Linked DNA regions of Homo sapiens: region 2 is linked to region 1. The links are chromatin contacts, found by Hi-C or POLR2A ChIA-PET in ENCODE. All regions are on one chromosome and are shown on one strand. The core of a region is the stretch at or near the end of the contact, and the rest is flanking DNA. Distances in the headings are between cores, read along the strand shown.

The links. Hi-C counts contacts between places; a loop is a spot of excess contacts on that map. ChIA-PET counts read pairs that join two places held with the same protein, here RNA polymerase II (POLR2A). Pooled maps may share reads with other maps.
Region 2: a pooled map shows a loop between it and region 1 (4-fold over the local background). The contact joins the enhancer-like site here to the promoter of GIPR in region 1. A Hi-C loop is called at or near these places in 1 of 50 pooled maps. POLR2A ChIA-PET finds 5 or more read pairs at or near these places in 2 of 52 experiments (WTC11 and activated CD4-positive, alpha-beta T cell).

Annotation. Positions count from the first base shown.
Region 1 is chr19:45,662,858-45,669,470 of GRCh38, forward strand. GIPR (gastric inhibitory polypeptide receptor) reads left to right here and starts at 5,364. Exons shown (of 14, transcript NM_000164.4): 1 at 5,364-5,441. RefSeq lists a silencer at 5,249-5,408 and an enhancer at 5,789-6,068.
Region 2 is chr19:46,012,596-46,019,208 of GRCh38, forward strand. CCDC61 (coiled-coil domain containing 61) reads left to right here. Exons shown (of 14, transcript NM_001267723.2): 6 at 2,454-2,664; 7 at 2,750-2,832; 8 at 3,459-3,628; 9 at 3,723-3,798; 10 at 4,099-4,238; 11 at 4,396-4,474; 12 at 4,652-4,709; 13 at 5,483-5,555; 14 at 5,695-6,021. The coding sequence ends at 5,792. It overlaps PGLYRP1 (peptidoglycan recognition protein 1), which reads right to left. Exons shown (of 3, transcript NM_005091.3): 3 at 6,558-6,613. It overlaps MIR769 (microRNA 769), which reads left to right and starts at 6,337; the gene lies at 6,337-6,454. RefSeq lists silencers at 2,696-2,990, 3,458-3,537, 4,268-4,327. Within about 2 kb of position 2,867, at least 2 of the 41 ENCODE cell types and tissues checked have a DNase peak (open chromatin) inside an H3K27ac peak, as active enhancers do.

The DNA.
Region 1 (6,613 bases), core at 4,114-6,613:
CTGGCCTCTCTTCTTGTCTTTATCTGCCTCCCACTCTAGATCTTTCTTGGTCCTTGATTTCTTTTTTTTTTTTTTTTTTTTTTTTTTTGAGACAGGATCTCACTCTGTCACCCAGGCTGGAGTGCAGTTACGCGATCATCACAGCTCACTGCAGCCTCAATTTCCTGAGCTCAAGCAAATCCTCCTGCCTCAGCCATCCAAGTAGCTGGGACCACAGGCGCACCACCACCATGCCTGGCTAATTAAAAAAAAAAATGTTGAGAGGCCGGGCGCGGTGGCTCACGCCTGTAATCCCAGCACTTTGGAAAGCCGAGATGGGCAGATCACCTGCAGTCAGGAGTTCGAAACCAGCCATGGCTAACATGGTGAAACCCCATTTCTACTAAGAATACAAAAACTTAGCTGGGCATGGTGGTGCGCACCTGTAATCCCAGCTACTTGGGAGGCGGAGGCAGGAGAATCACTTGAACCCAGGAGGCAGATGTTGCCGTGAGCCGAGATCGTGCCATTGCACTCCAGCTTGGGCAACAAGAGCAAAACTCCATCTCAAAAAAAAAAAAAAATTGGCCAGGCGCAGTGGCTCATGCCTATAATCCCAGCACTGTGGGAGGCTGAGGCAGGCCAATCACCTGAAGTCAGGAGTTCAAGACCAGCCTGACCAATTTGGTGAAAACCCAACTCTGCTAAAAGTACAAAAAAAAAAAAATAGCCAGGCATGGTGGCAGGTGCCTGTAATCCCAGCCTCTCGGGAGGCTGAGGCAGGAGAATCACTTGAACCTGGCTCACTGCAATCTCTGCCCTAGCCTGGGCGACAGAGTGAAACTCTGTCTCAAAAAAAACAAAAATTTTGTTTTTAATTCTAGATGACGTGTTGATAGATGCAGCAAACCACCATGGCATATGCATACCTATGTAACAAACCTGTACGTTCAGCACATGTATCCCAGAACTTAAGGTAAATTTTTTTTTTTAATTGGAAAACTGAAAAAAAAAAATATTTTTTTTTTAGAGACGGGATCTGGCTATGTTGCCCAGGCTGGTCTCCAACTCCTGGGCTTAAGTGATCCTCCCATGTTGGCCTCCCAAAGTGCTGGGATTACAGGTGTAAGCCACCACACTAGGCTCTTAGCTCCTTTTCCTGTTTCACACCACCAGCTCATTTCCTCTCCACTGCTTCCCCCTCCCTGCCAGCCTCTCCCTTCCCCCTCTACAGCCTCCCCACCCCTCACTGCCTTCCTCTGTGGAGTGACCTCAGGCCCTCATTGGGGCCAAGGAGAGACTCCCTTCCAACCTAAACTTCTCCCAAGGTGCTGGGCAATCTCAGACCCCCTTCCCTCTCCACTCCAGGACAGGAGCCTTTCCCAGGACCCGGAGGGCACCAGGAATGTGGGGCAGAGAGCGGGGAGGCAGCCTAAGTCCAGGAAGCGAGAACCCTCGCCTCCCCCGAGACTTGTCTCCTTCCAGCCTCTGGTGCAGACCTCATGCCACCCCTTACTCCCTGTCCCTCCTGGGGCCTCTGGGCCTTAATTTCTCCTCTACAAAATGGGCAGACTCGCCTCTGTCCCACTTAGAGTCCCAGGGGAGTGCATGCTCACAAATGTCCATTGTATGATTAATGTGCAGGAATTGGAGTTTGTATTAACAGGAGATGAGAGCTGGGAGCTGGGACTGGGCTCTGAGCCTGTCCCCCACCCCCAGTCACGTACAGATGTTCCCCATATTTAGGGCAAAGGAACAGACTGGAAGTAGAGACAGCAGAGAATGTGTGTGATTCACTGGCGACTGTCATGATGAGACCATGTGAGGCTATGGGTTAGTGTGCAATTGTGACACGATGGTGTGTGTGACCCTGTGTGCACCTGTGTGACTGTGCGTGACTGTGGGAGGTGGGATTGCAGGGTGTGACAAGTCACTGTGACGTGCACAGCTATGGGACAGTGAGGTTGTGTGCGTGACATGTATATGACTGTATGTGACTTGTGAATATGGGTGAGACTAAGGGAGAGTTGTGAGTCTGTATGACCATGTCACTCAGTGTGACCGTGGGGGTGAGGGTGACGGTGTGAGAGTGTTTGCCTCATGACAGTTGGGGAATGTGTGTTGTTGGAATGTGACTGAGGACTCTGTGGGTGACTGTGAAGTGTGTGAGTGTGTGACGGTGTTAATGGGTGTGGTTGCATGACATTGTGTGTGACTTTCAGCTTGTGTCATAAAAAGACTGTATAATAAGACATTAAAAAAAAAAAAGGCCAGGCGCGGTGGCTCATGCCTGTAATCCCAGCACTTTGGGAGGCCGAGACGGGTGGATCACGAGATCAGGAGATCGAGACCATCCTGGCTAACACGGTGAAACCCCGTCTCTACTAAAAATACAAAAAATTAGCCGGGCATGGTGGCGGGCACCTGTACTCCCAGCTACTCGGGAGGCTGAAGCAGGAGAATGGCGTGAACCTGGGAGGCGAGGCTTGCAGTGAGCTGAGATCACGCCACTGCACTCCAGCCTGAGTGACACAGCAAGACTCTGTCTCAAAAAAAAAAAAGAGTCGGGCACAGTGGCTCATGCCTGTGATTCCAGCACTTTGGGAGGCTGAGGCAGGCAGATCACCTGAAGTCAGGAATTTGAGACCAGCCTGGCCAACATAGTGAAACCCCATCTCTTCTAAAAAAAAAAAAAAAAAAAAAAGCCAGCCACAGTGGCTCACGCCTGTAATCCCAGCACTTTGGGAGACTGAGGCGGGAGGATCACGAGGTCAGGAGTTCAAGACCAGCCTGGCCAACATGGTGAAAACTTGTCTCTACTAAAAATACAAAAATTAGCTGGGCATGGTGGCGCGTGCCTGTAATCCCAGCTACCCGGGAGGCTGAGGCAGGATAATTGCTTGAACCAGGACCCGGGAGGTGGAGATTGCAGTGAGCCAAGATCACGCCACTGTACTCCAGCCTGGGCTACAGAGGGAGACTCGGCCAAAAAAAAAAAAAAAATTATTAGCCGGGCATGGTTGCGGGCGCCTGTAATCCCAGCTACTTGGGAGGCTAAGACAGGAGAACTGCTTGAACCTGGGAAGCAGAGGTTCCAGTGAGCTGAGATCGTGCCACTGCACTCCAGCCTGGGCGACAGAGTGAGACTCCATCCCAAGAAAGAAAGAGAGAAAGGGAGAAAGGGAGGAAGGGAGGGGGGAGGGGAGAGGGGAGAGGGGAGAGGAAAAGGAAAGGAAAGTCCTTTGCAGCAACACAGATGCAGCTGGAGGCCAGTATCCTAAGTGAATTAACAAAGGAACAGAAATCCAAACACCAGATGCTCTTACTTATAAGTGGGAGCTGAGCACTGGGTACACATGGACACCAACATGCGAACAACAGACACTGGGGACTCCTAGAGGGGGCAGGGAAGGAGACAAGGGTTAAAAAACTACCCGTTGGGTGCCATGCTCACTACCTGGATGATGGGATCATTTATACCCCCAACCTCCGCATCGTGCAATACACCCCCGTGACAAACCTGCACATGTGCCCCCTGAATCTAAAATAAAAGTTAAGGCCAGGCGCGGTGGTTCATACCTGTAATCCCAGCACTTTGGGAGGCCAAGGCGGGAGGATCACTTGAGGCCAGGAGTTGGAGAACAATATGGCCAACATGGTGAAACCTCATCTCTACTAAAAATATAAAAATCAGCCAGGCGTGGTGGCATACACCTGTAGTCCCAGCTACTCTGGTGGTTGAGGCATGAGAATCGCCTGAACCCAAGAGGCAGAGGTTGCCAAGTTGGCGCCACTGCACTCCAGCCTGGGTGACAGAGTGAGACCCTGTCTAGAAAAAATAATAAATAAAATGAATTAAAATAAATGAATAAATAAATAAATAAAAGTTGAGGCTGGGTGTGATGGCACATCCCTGTAGTCCCAGCACTTTGGGAGGCCGAGGCAGGAGGATTGCTTGAGGCCAAGAGTTGGAGACCAGCATGGCCAACATGGTGAAACCCCATCTCTACTAAAAATACAAAAATTTTAGCTGGGTGTGGTGGCACACACCTGTAGTCCCAGCTACTCGGGAGGCTGAGGCAGGAGAATCTCCTGAACCCTGGAGGCGGAGGTTGAAGTGAGCCAAGATGGCGCCACTGCACTCCATCCTGGGTGACAGAGTGAGACCCTGTCTCAAAAAAAAAAAAGTTGAAATTATTTTTTAATAAAATGGTGGGGCATGGTGGCTCATGCCCATAGTCCCAGCTAGTCAAGAGGCTGAGTTAAGAGGATCCCTTGAGCCCAGGAAGTGGAGGCTGCAGTGAGCTATAATTGTTCCAGTGCACTCCACTCTCATAAATAAATAAATAAATAAAATGTAAAAAGGATTGTATGGGCCGGGTGTGGTGGCTGTCGCCTGTAATCCCACCACTTTGGAAGGCCAAGACATGTGGAACACCTGAGGTCAGGAGTTTGAGACCAGCCTGGGCAACATGGTGAAACACCGTCTCTACTAAAAATACAAAAATTAGTCGGTTGTGGTGGTGTGTGCCTGGAATCCCAGCTACTTGGGAGGCTGCGGTGGGAGAATTGCTTGAACCCAGGAGGCGGAGGTTGCAGTGAGCTGAGATCATGCTTCTGTACTCCAGCCTCAGCAACAGAGGAAGACTCTGTCTCAAAAAAAAAAAATTCTATGTCTGCGAGTAACCACACAACTGCATACTGCGTATATTTATTTCATGACAATCCTTCCTTGAACCCCTGCTCTTAACGATTTTGGGGACCCAGTGGTGACCCAGATGTCCTGGCTCTACCCTCCTGGGCCACACAGGCTAGCAGGGCAACAGTGTTTGTGATGAAACCCGGTGATTGCGTGAATGTGTGGGTGATTGACAGTGTTGTTGGAACTGTGAGACACTGTGAGCGTTACTGTGTGTGTGCAGGAGTCCATAGCCCTGGGTACATGACTGTGTGTCACAGTGGATGACTGTCCACCTGTGAGTGAGAGACTGTGGCTGTCTGGGTGTGACCATGGGACTGTATGGGTGTGACTGAATGTGTGACTGTGTGAGTAACAGCTTGTGAGGTTCTGTGACTGTGCCTTTCCATGGCTCAGCCTATGGGATTGTGTGTGACACTGCATGTTTGATTGAGTGACTGAGGCTCTGGGAATGAGTGGCGGTGGGGGCGGGTACCTGTGGGTGGGACAGCATGAGAGATTGTACACACTTGGTGCAGGGGTCCTCAGGACGATAAGGACAATTCAGTAACTGCCCTCCCTCATGACCTTGATGACTGCCCCCTGCTCGGCTCTCTGCCCCAGAGCTCCCCGCTTCCGTTCCCTGTCCCGCCTTGGCCCCGCCCCCTCCCATCACCCCGGGCTGCCAGCGCCTGTCACCTCTCCCAGAGCCGAGACAAGGCAGTTGGAGGCAGCGGTGGCAGGGGCTGCAGGAGCAAGTGACCAGGAGCAGGACTGGGGACAGGTGAGGGCTCCCCAATCCCAGCCCATTCTCCCTGCCCCCCCTTGACCTCTCAAGTCTCTGGCACTCTCCCTCTCTGCTTCTCTGCCCTGCCTTTGTCTCTCTGTCTCTGTGCCCACCACCATCTCTGCTCATCTCTGTCTCTTGATGTCTCTGTCTGCGTGTTTCCATCTCTGGTTAGCTGCTAGATAACTTCTCTTTCCCCTGCTCTGTCTCCCTCCACGTCTCTGCCTCTTCTTTGTCTCCTAGCCCACATCTGCGTCTCTTTCTCTGTTTGTTTTTCTCTGGTCTCTGGCTGGGGGTCTCATTCTGTCCCTCCGTCTCTGCGCCTCTCAGTCTTTACATTTCTGTCTCTTGTGTCTGTGACGCCGTTGTCTGTCCTTCTGAGGCTCGACCTGAGATCCTCTCTGCTTCCGTCTTTCTCTACGTGGAGCCGCGGGGGCGCGGGTGAGTGGGTGTCGGGCGTTAGACCGATTTCCAGGCATCTGCACATCTAACCCCGGATCTGTCGCTTCTCTAGTCCCTAAGTATTTGGATGCTGGGAAAGGGTTGTTCCACTTACTCTGGGCTTTATCTACCCCCAGCGGGGAAAGTTTTGTAAGGTCAGGTTCCTATGTGTGCTAGAAAACCCTTTGGGCTTGGAGAGTGGGAGCTCGGATGGGCGTTTCAAGTTCTCCACCAGGCTGTGGGAACTCAGATGGGCGTTTCAAGTACCCCACTAGGGGGTACTGAAAACCTTCAAGTTTTTCAGTTCCCCATAGAAAAGGGGTCTAGGCTGACGGTTTCTACCCCCTCCTCTCCAAGGCGGTCCCCGGGTTCCCAGGAGTCTGTAGGTCCAGACTTCGGTGACACTGACACTTCCGCCCAGCGTAGCTCTAGGGCAACCGCCCGCTCAGCAAACACCCCCCCCTTCCACCTTTGCTGCCCCAACAACAGTCAGGGGAGGCCGGGGAATCACTTAAGGGGCCCCGCCCACCACCGGAGTTCCACCCACTCCGCGTGCCTCTCCCTCCCCCCAGATCATCACGCCTGGGAGTTGCGGGAGCGGGTGCGCTGCCTCGGAGTCCCGCGTGTATACGGCTCCCCAGCCGTCTGCCCCTGTGTGTGAATCCCTGAGGCGGGGTGACGCTGGGGTTGGAGTAGGAGGGCAGAGGTGCTGACCTTGCCCTGGGACC
Region 2 (6,613 bases), core at 1,617-4,116, 350 kb after region 1:
GAGATCACGCCACTGCACTCCAGCCTGGGTGACAGAGGGAGACTCTATGTGGAAAAAAAAAAAAGGAGAAAAAAATCAAAAGTAGTCATTTCCCCATAGCCTCCGTATGTCTTTTTCCGGGAGAGACCCTCCTGCCCCAACCATGCTCCCAAATGCACCAGATCTCACTCACTTGATTTGCTTATGGTTTTGCCAGCTGAACTATGCATCCCTAAACAATATAGTTTAGTTGTATCTCTTTTTGCACTTAATTTAATTTTTTTTTTTTTTTTAAGAGACAGAGTCTTGCCCTGTCACCCAGGCTAGAGTGCAGTAGTGCAGTCATGGCTCACTGTCAACTCAGACTCCTGGGTTCAGACAACCTTCCTGCCTCAGCCTTCCCAGTAGCTGGGACTACAGGCACATGGCACCATGCCAAGCTATTTTTTTTTTTTGAGACAAAGTCTTGTTCTGTCCCCCAAGCTGGAGTGCAGTGGTGCAATGTCAGCTCACTGCAATCTCTGCCTTCTGCCTCCTGGGCTCAAGCGATTCTCCTGCCTCAGCCTCCTGAGTAGCTGGGATTACAGGTGCCCCCCACCAGACCTGGCTAATTTTTTTTTTGAATTTTTAGTAGAGAGGGGGTTTCACCATATTGGCCAGGCTGGTCTTGAACTCATGACCTCAGGTGATCTGCCTGCCTTGGCCTCCCAAAGTGCTGGGATGACAGGCATGAGCCACTGTACCTGGCTGCAAGCTAATTTTTGTAGAGATGGGGATTTACCTTGTTGCCCAGGCATGTCTCAAACTCTTGGGCTCAAGGTATCTGTCCGCCTTGGCCTCCCAAAGTGCTGGGATTACAAGTGTGAGCCACCACACTTGACCTACTTATATGTCTTTTCTTGTGATGAAAATCTTAGTTTCTAGGGATAATAACATATTTATTTGCTTTATCTTAAACAATACCAGTGTAATTACTAATAATTGAATTTTGAATGAAGTTTAACATTTCCAGGGCCGGGTGCGGTGGCTCACGCCTGTAATCCCAGCACATTGGGAGGCTGAGGCGGGCAGATCATGAGGTCAGGAGTTTGAGACCATCTTGGCCAACATGGTGAAACCCCGTCTCTACTAAACATACAAAAATTAGCCAGGGTTGGTGGTGGGCGCCTGTAATCCTAGCTACTTGGGGGCTGAGGCAGGAGAATCGCTTCAACCCGGGAGGCAGAGGTTGCAGTGAGCCAAGATCGTGCCACTGCACTCCAGCCTGGGTGACAGAGCAAGACTCCGTCTCAGAAAAAAAAAAAAAAAGATTTCTTTGCAGTTCTTTTTGGCCTTAGGCTATATCCCGCTTGCTCAAACGATGTGTTTTAGTCACCTCCTATAATTCTCCAATGTGCCACCAACTTTGATATAGAGTTAGGTCTGTTTGGGCCAGTTTCTTTTAAAATTTTTGTGATGGCATTTGTTAAAATTTAATTAATTAATTTGTATAAAATATTTTTATAGTTCCAAAACTGAAAAAGAGGGTACATTCAGAGAGGTCCAATTTCTTACATTTTTTAAAAAATTATTTTTACTTCTGGTTTTCTTATTTTTTTGAGATGTGATCCACCTGCCTCGGCCTCCCAAAGTGCTGAGATTACAGGCATGAGCCACTTTGTCCAGCCAGAGAAGTCCAATTTCTGTTCATTTTCCCCTTCCCCATAAATAATCCTTTTTTCCCCCATAGATTTTGGTTTATTCTGTAATTTTGAAAATATAAACATATAATTTATAATTCTCATTTCTTTTATGAAAAGGGACATTCTGAACATACTGTCTGCACCGCACTGTGTCACAGCAGTCACTCGGTGACAGGACACAGAGATACTCTACTTTCCTCTTTATAGTTTTGTGGGACTCAATTGAGTAGATGTATTAGAAATTCAATTAGTTCTCTTTTAACATACATTTTGGTTATTTCCACTCTTTTGCTATTACAGATTGTGCTGCAATGAATAGCCTTGTGTATACATTTTCTCAAGGAAGGGTTTTGAGCATGGTAGTTACCTGATCAAATTTGTATTGTAGAGGATTTCGTGACTGGGAGACTGGCCTGGCGAGGTGGGAGGAGGAGGGAGGCAGTGCTAGGCTTTCAGGGTGTGTACAGATTGATGAAATCGTTTAGAATTGGAACTCACATGGCTGTGTTCCCACTCCTTCACCCGCACCAGGGGGAGGAGTGTGTGTGTGTGTCCTGTGCGTGGTGGGGTCATGTCCTCTTCGTGAGGTGCATGGGGGTGATGTGACCACATCCCTCCTCACACGTCGCAGGGGATATGATAGGACCCTGCCCCTCCCCATGGGGTCAGTTGAGACTGATGAGCCGTGTACCCCCTTCCGGGGAGGTGAAATGATGAGGCGTCCCACCCCCATGGAGTAGTGGGAATGGGGCCATGCCTCTCTCTCCAGCGCTCTCTCCGCGTCTTCCCCAGGGTGTCGCGCCTGGCGTCCGAGAAGCGGGAGCTGGAGGCGCAGCTGGGCCGATCGCGCGAGGAGGCGCTGGCCGGGCGCGCGGCACGCCAGGAGGCCGAGGCGCTGCGCGGGCTGGTGCGCGGGCTGGAGCTGGAGCTGCGGCAGGAGCGCGGCCTCGGGCACAGGGTGGCCGGCCGTCGCGGCCAGGACTGCCGCCGTCTGGCCAAGGAGGTGAGCAGCGGGGGCCCGGGGCGGCCAGCGAGGCGCGGACCTCGGCCTCAGCCTGGACCTCCGCGCCCCTCTCCCCTCCCGGCAGCTCGAGGAGGCGAAGGCATCGGAGCGGAGCCTGCGCGCCCGGCTGAAGACGCTGACCAGCGAGCTGGCATTGTACAAGAGGGGGTGAGAGCGAGGCCTGCCAGGCGCCTGGGCGGATGGGCGGGCCCTGAGGGTGTGGAGGCTGATGAGGCGGAGCCTAAGGGGGCGGGGCGGGGCCAGGTAGGGTGGAGGGGGCGGGGCTGAAGGGGAGGCGGGGCTTAGCGGACCCCGTCTGGAGTCCAGACAGGATTTGGGTGCAGTGGTTAGGAGGTGGACCCGGGCTGTGCGGAGATGCGCAGGCTTGGGGCGGCGTTCAGGAGGGACTGGGAAAGGGATCGTGCCCTAGGGTCTCCTGGTGCGAAAGGGTGCGGCGCAGCAGGTGGGATCAGGGTGAGGTCCGCTGGCATTTATGGGGTGGGTGGTGGAAAATTGGAAAGAGTTTCCGGGGAGTTGTGGAAGACTCCGGAAAGAAGGGTCTGTTGAAGGCGGTGTGTTGAAAGGATGTAGGGGAATGACAGAGGGGTGTTTTAGGGGTCCAATTGGGTGAGGTCTGGGGGGGAAGATATCGAGAGGGTCATGGGCCCAGGAGTGCACGTCTAGGAGTTGATGGGGTAGGCCTGAGGGTTCGGAGAAGGTGCGGTCGGGGAGGAGTCTCGCGATTGAGTTTGTCGGGGCGGGCGGGAAGCTGACAGCTGCCTCTGTGGTCTCAGGAGGCGGACTCCGCCGGTGCAGCCGCCCCCGACGCGGGAGGACCGGGCCTCATCGTCCCGGGAGCGCTCCGCGTCGCGAGGCCGCGGCGCCGCGCGCTCCTCATCCCGGGAGAGCGGCCGCGGGAGCCGGGGTCGGGGCCGCCCTGCGCGCCCCTCGCCCTCGCCCACAGGTCTGTGCCCCTGCCCTGCGGTAGGGAGGGGACGCACTGGCGCTGCCAAGGCCCGTCTCCGGACCTAGCCGCCTCCTCTCCCACGCCGTCCTAGGTGGTCGCGCGCTCCGCTTCGACCCCACGGCCTTTGTGAAAGCCAAGGAAAGGAAGCAGAGAGAGATCCAGATGAAGTCAGTGCCCCTTCCTCCCTCACCTGCCCCTGTCCCTGGCCCGTGCCCGCTCCCGGGCTCTCATCTCTCCACGCCACCATCAGTCTCCATCCCCTGCCACCTGCTCGCTTCTCGCCGGATACCCCGCCTGCTCTCCCTTCCGTCCGTCCTACCTCCTCGTCTGTGTTTCTGCGTGCTTTCCGCTCGTAGGCCTGTCACCTCAGGCTTTCGCTGGCGTGGCTGTGACCTTTAGGGGCGCAGTGACCCCCTTGCCTGCAGGAGTTGGGCGTACAGACCGGCGTCTCCTTTCTTTTTTCCCAGGCAGCAGCAGCGGAACCGCTTAGGCAGTGGGGGAAGCGGGGACGGTCCGTCCGTCTCCTGGTCTCGCCAGACCCAGCCCCCTGCTGCCTTGACTGGCCGAGGGGACGCCCCTAACCGCTCCCGAAACCGCAGCTCCTCAGGTAACTGGCCTGGAGCTGGGGGCTGCCGGGCTAGGCGGGACTGGGCGGGGCTGGGCGGGCTGGGAGGCACTGGGCAGGGCGGGCGGGCTGGGAGGGCCTGGGAAGCACTGGGCGGGGCCAGCGAGGGCCAGCGGTCACGCCCTCCGTCTCCCTCTAGTGGACAGTTTCCGCAGCCGCTGCTCGTCTGCCAGCTCCTGCAGCGATTTGGAGGATTTCTCTGAGTCGCTCTCCAGAGGGTAAAACTTGAACTTGGGAAAAGGATCGCCTCCAAAGGGTTTCTGGGGAGACTAGAAACAGTCTTTTGCAGGGAAATTGGGTGATGGAGCCTGGGGGCCTTGAAACCACAAAGGTCGGGGAGGTGGGAAGTACCAGAGCCTCCCCACCACTGGTCCTTGGTTACTCCTTTTTCTCAGGGGTCACCGCCGCCGTGGGAAGCCTCCCAGCCCAACGCCCTGGAGTGGGTCCAATATGGTGAGTAGAAGGGGCAACATAAACCACTGGAACACAGCTGCCCCCATTTCCTGTGATTCCTTCCTGGGGATCAGGTGCAGAGGCGACTCTGAATGCCTTTGGCAATAGGGCTTTTTTAAGAGTGCGTCTCGCTCTTTCAGGCTGGGGTGCAGTGGGGCAATTGTAGCTCACGGCAGCTTTCAACTCCTGGACTCAAGAGACCCTCCCACCTCGGCCTATGGAGTAGCTGGGACTAGGCTTTTTTGGGGGGGCAGGGTGGGGTTGAGACAGGATAAGGGGGTGGTATTGTCTCTTTATGTTGCCCAGGCTGGTCTGGAACTCCTGGCCTCAAGCCATCCTCAGCCTCCTACAGCGCTGGAGTTACAGGCTGGGCCAGCGCACCTGGCCTGGGAACAGCACGTTTTGAGAGCATTAGATTGGAGAAGGAATAATGAGGGGCACGTGATGCTCTTTAGGGCTTTGGCTTCTGACTGTCAGGTCTTGAAACCTGTCTCCTCCTCTTCCCAGCTGTATGGTTCAAGGCAGTTCTTTAGCCTCTCTGTACCTTAGTTTTTGTTTATCAGTTAACCAGGGTTGGTAATGGCATCACCTCACATGTGAGGTGAGGGCTCTGTGAGGACATTAGGAGGTTATTTTGCAGATAATGAATGGCCAGTAGGTGTCAGGCCTTATTTTTCCCCAAGGTCCTTAGGCTCAGGATTTCCAGTGGGATTTAGGGGGACAGAAATAGAGGGACGGTGGGTGACCCCCTTTCCTACCTTCCCCATCACCAGAAGTCTCCCCCCGTGGAACGCAGCCACCATCAGAAATCTCTGGCCAACTCCGGGGGCTGGGTCCCCATCAAAGGTGAGCCTGGGACTCCACATCCCCTCTCCCAGCCCCAGGACCCGTTGGAATGGTAGTGCGGGCAGTGGTATATTGGGCCCAGGAACTCCCTGGGGCTTCAGGCCCCTCACAGCCCCCATACCCACACCTGCTCTCACAGAGTACAGCTCGGAGCACCAGGCGGCTGACATGGCCGAAATAGACGCACGCCTGAAGGCCTTGCAGGAGTACATGAACCGACTGGACATGCGGTCATAACGTGGAGAAGGGGTACTACCCCTCCATCCCCCACCCACTTGCTGGGTATGGTGTGGGGGGTGGGGCCAGGGTGGCCTCCAGCCCTGCCCAGTCCCTGCCCTGGCCCCGTCCCTCCTGCTGCCCCTGGGGTCTCAGGTGTGTGAGGCCCTGACCCTGCCCTCTCCCCAGGCAGTGCATGCTGGGAGGGAGGATGTGTGCATTTTGTAAATAAACATATTTGCCCTGGGGACCCCTCAGCTTATGACTAAAGGGTGAGGGTGGAGTGGGGAGAAATGTGGAGGAAGAGAAATTGGGGGGTATAATTGGGACCTGTGTGTCTGTGCCTCGGAGGCAGATTGGGACTCAGGCCTAGGAAAAGCTTGTACACTCTCTAAACAGTGCAAGGGCAGACCTGGGAGGAGTAGTGAGCAGCCCGTCCCTAAAGGAGTCCAAGCAAAGTTTCTGCGCAGGATGCCTTTGGCTGTGTGGTGGGAAGGAGGTGTCTTGCAGCGTGGTTCACTGCCCAGGAGGACCCCCAGGACCCACTGTTGGTGACATCCCGGCCGCCTTGGTGCTGATTCCTGGGCTCTGACCTGAGACCTCTGGGTTCTGAGCTGTGATGTTGCTCTCGAGCTGGGATCTCCGGGGTCTTGGTTCAGGGCCGGGGCCTCTGGGTTCCAAGCACCAGTGAGGAGAGTGCTGGGAGGGGAAGGGGTGGGAGGGCTTTGGTCTTGTGGGAGGGAGAGAAGGAGGGGAGGTGTGTGGTGGGACCTGCTGAGGAACACATTTTGAGCTACATCTTTATTGGAGAAGGAGACAGTGGGGTTTTTGGCCATGGGAGG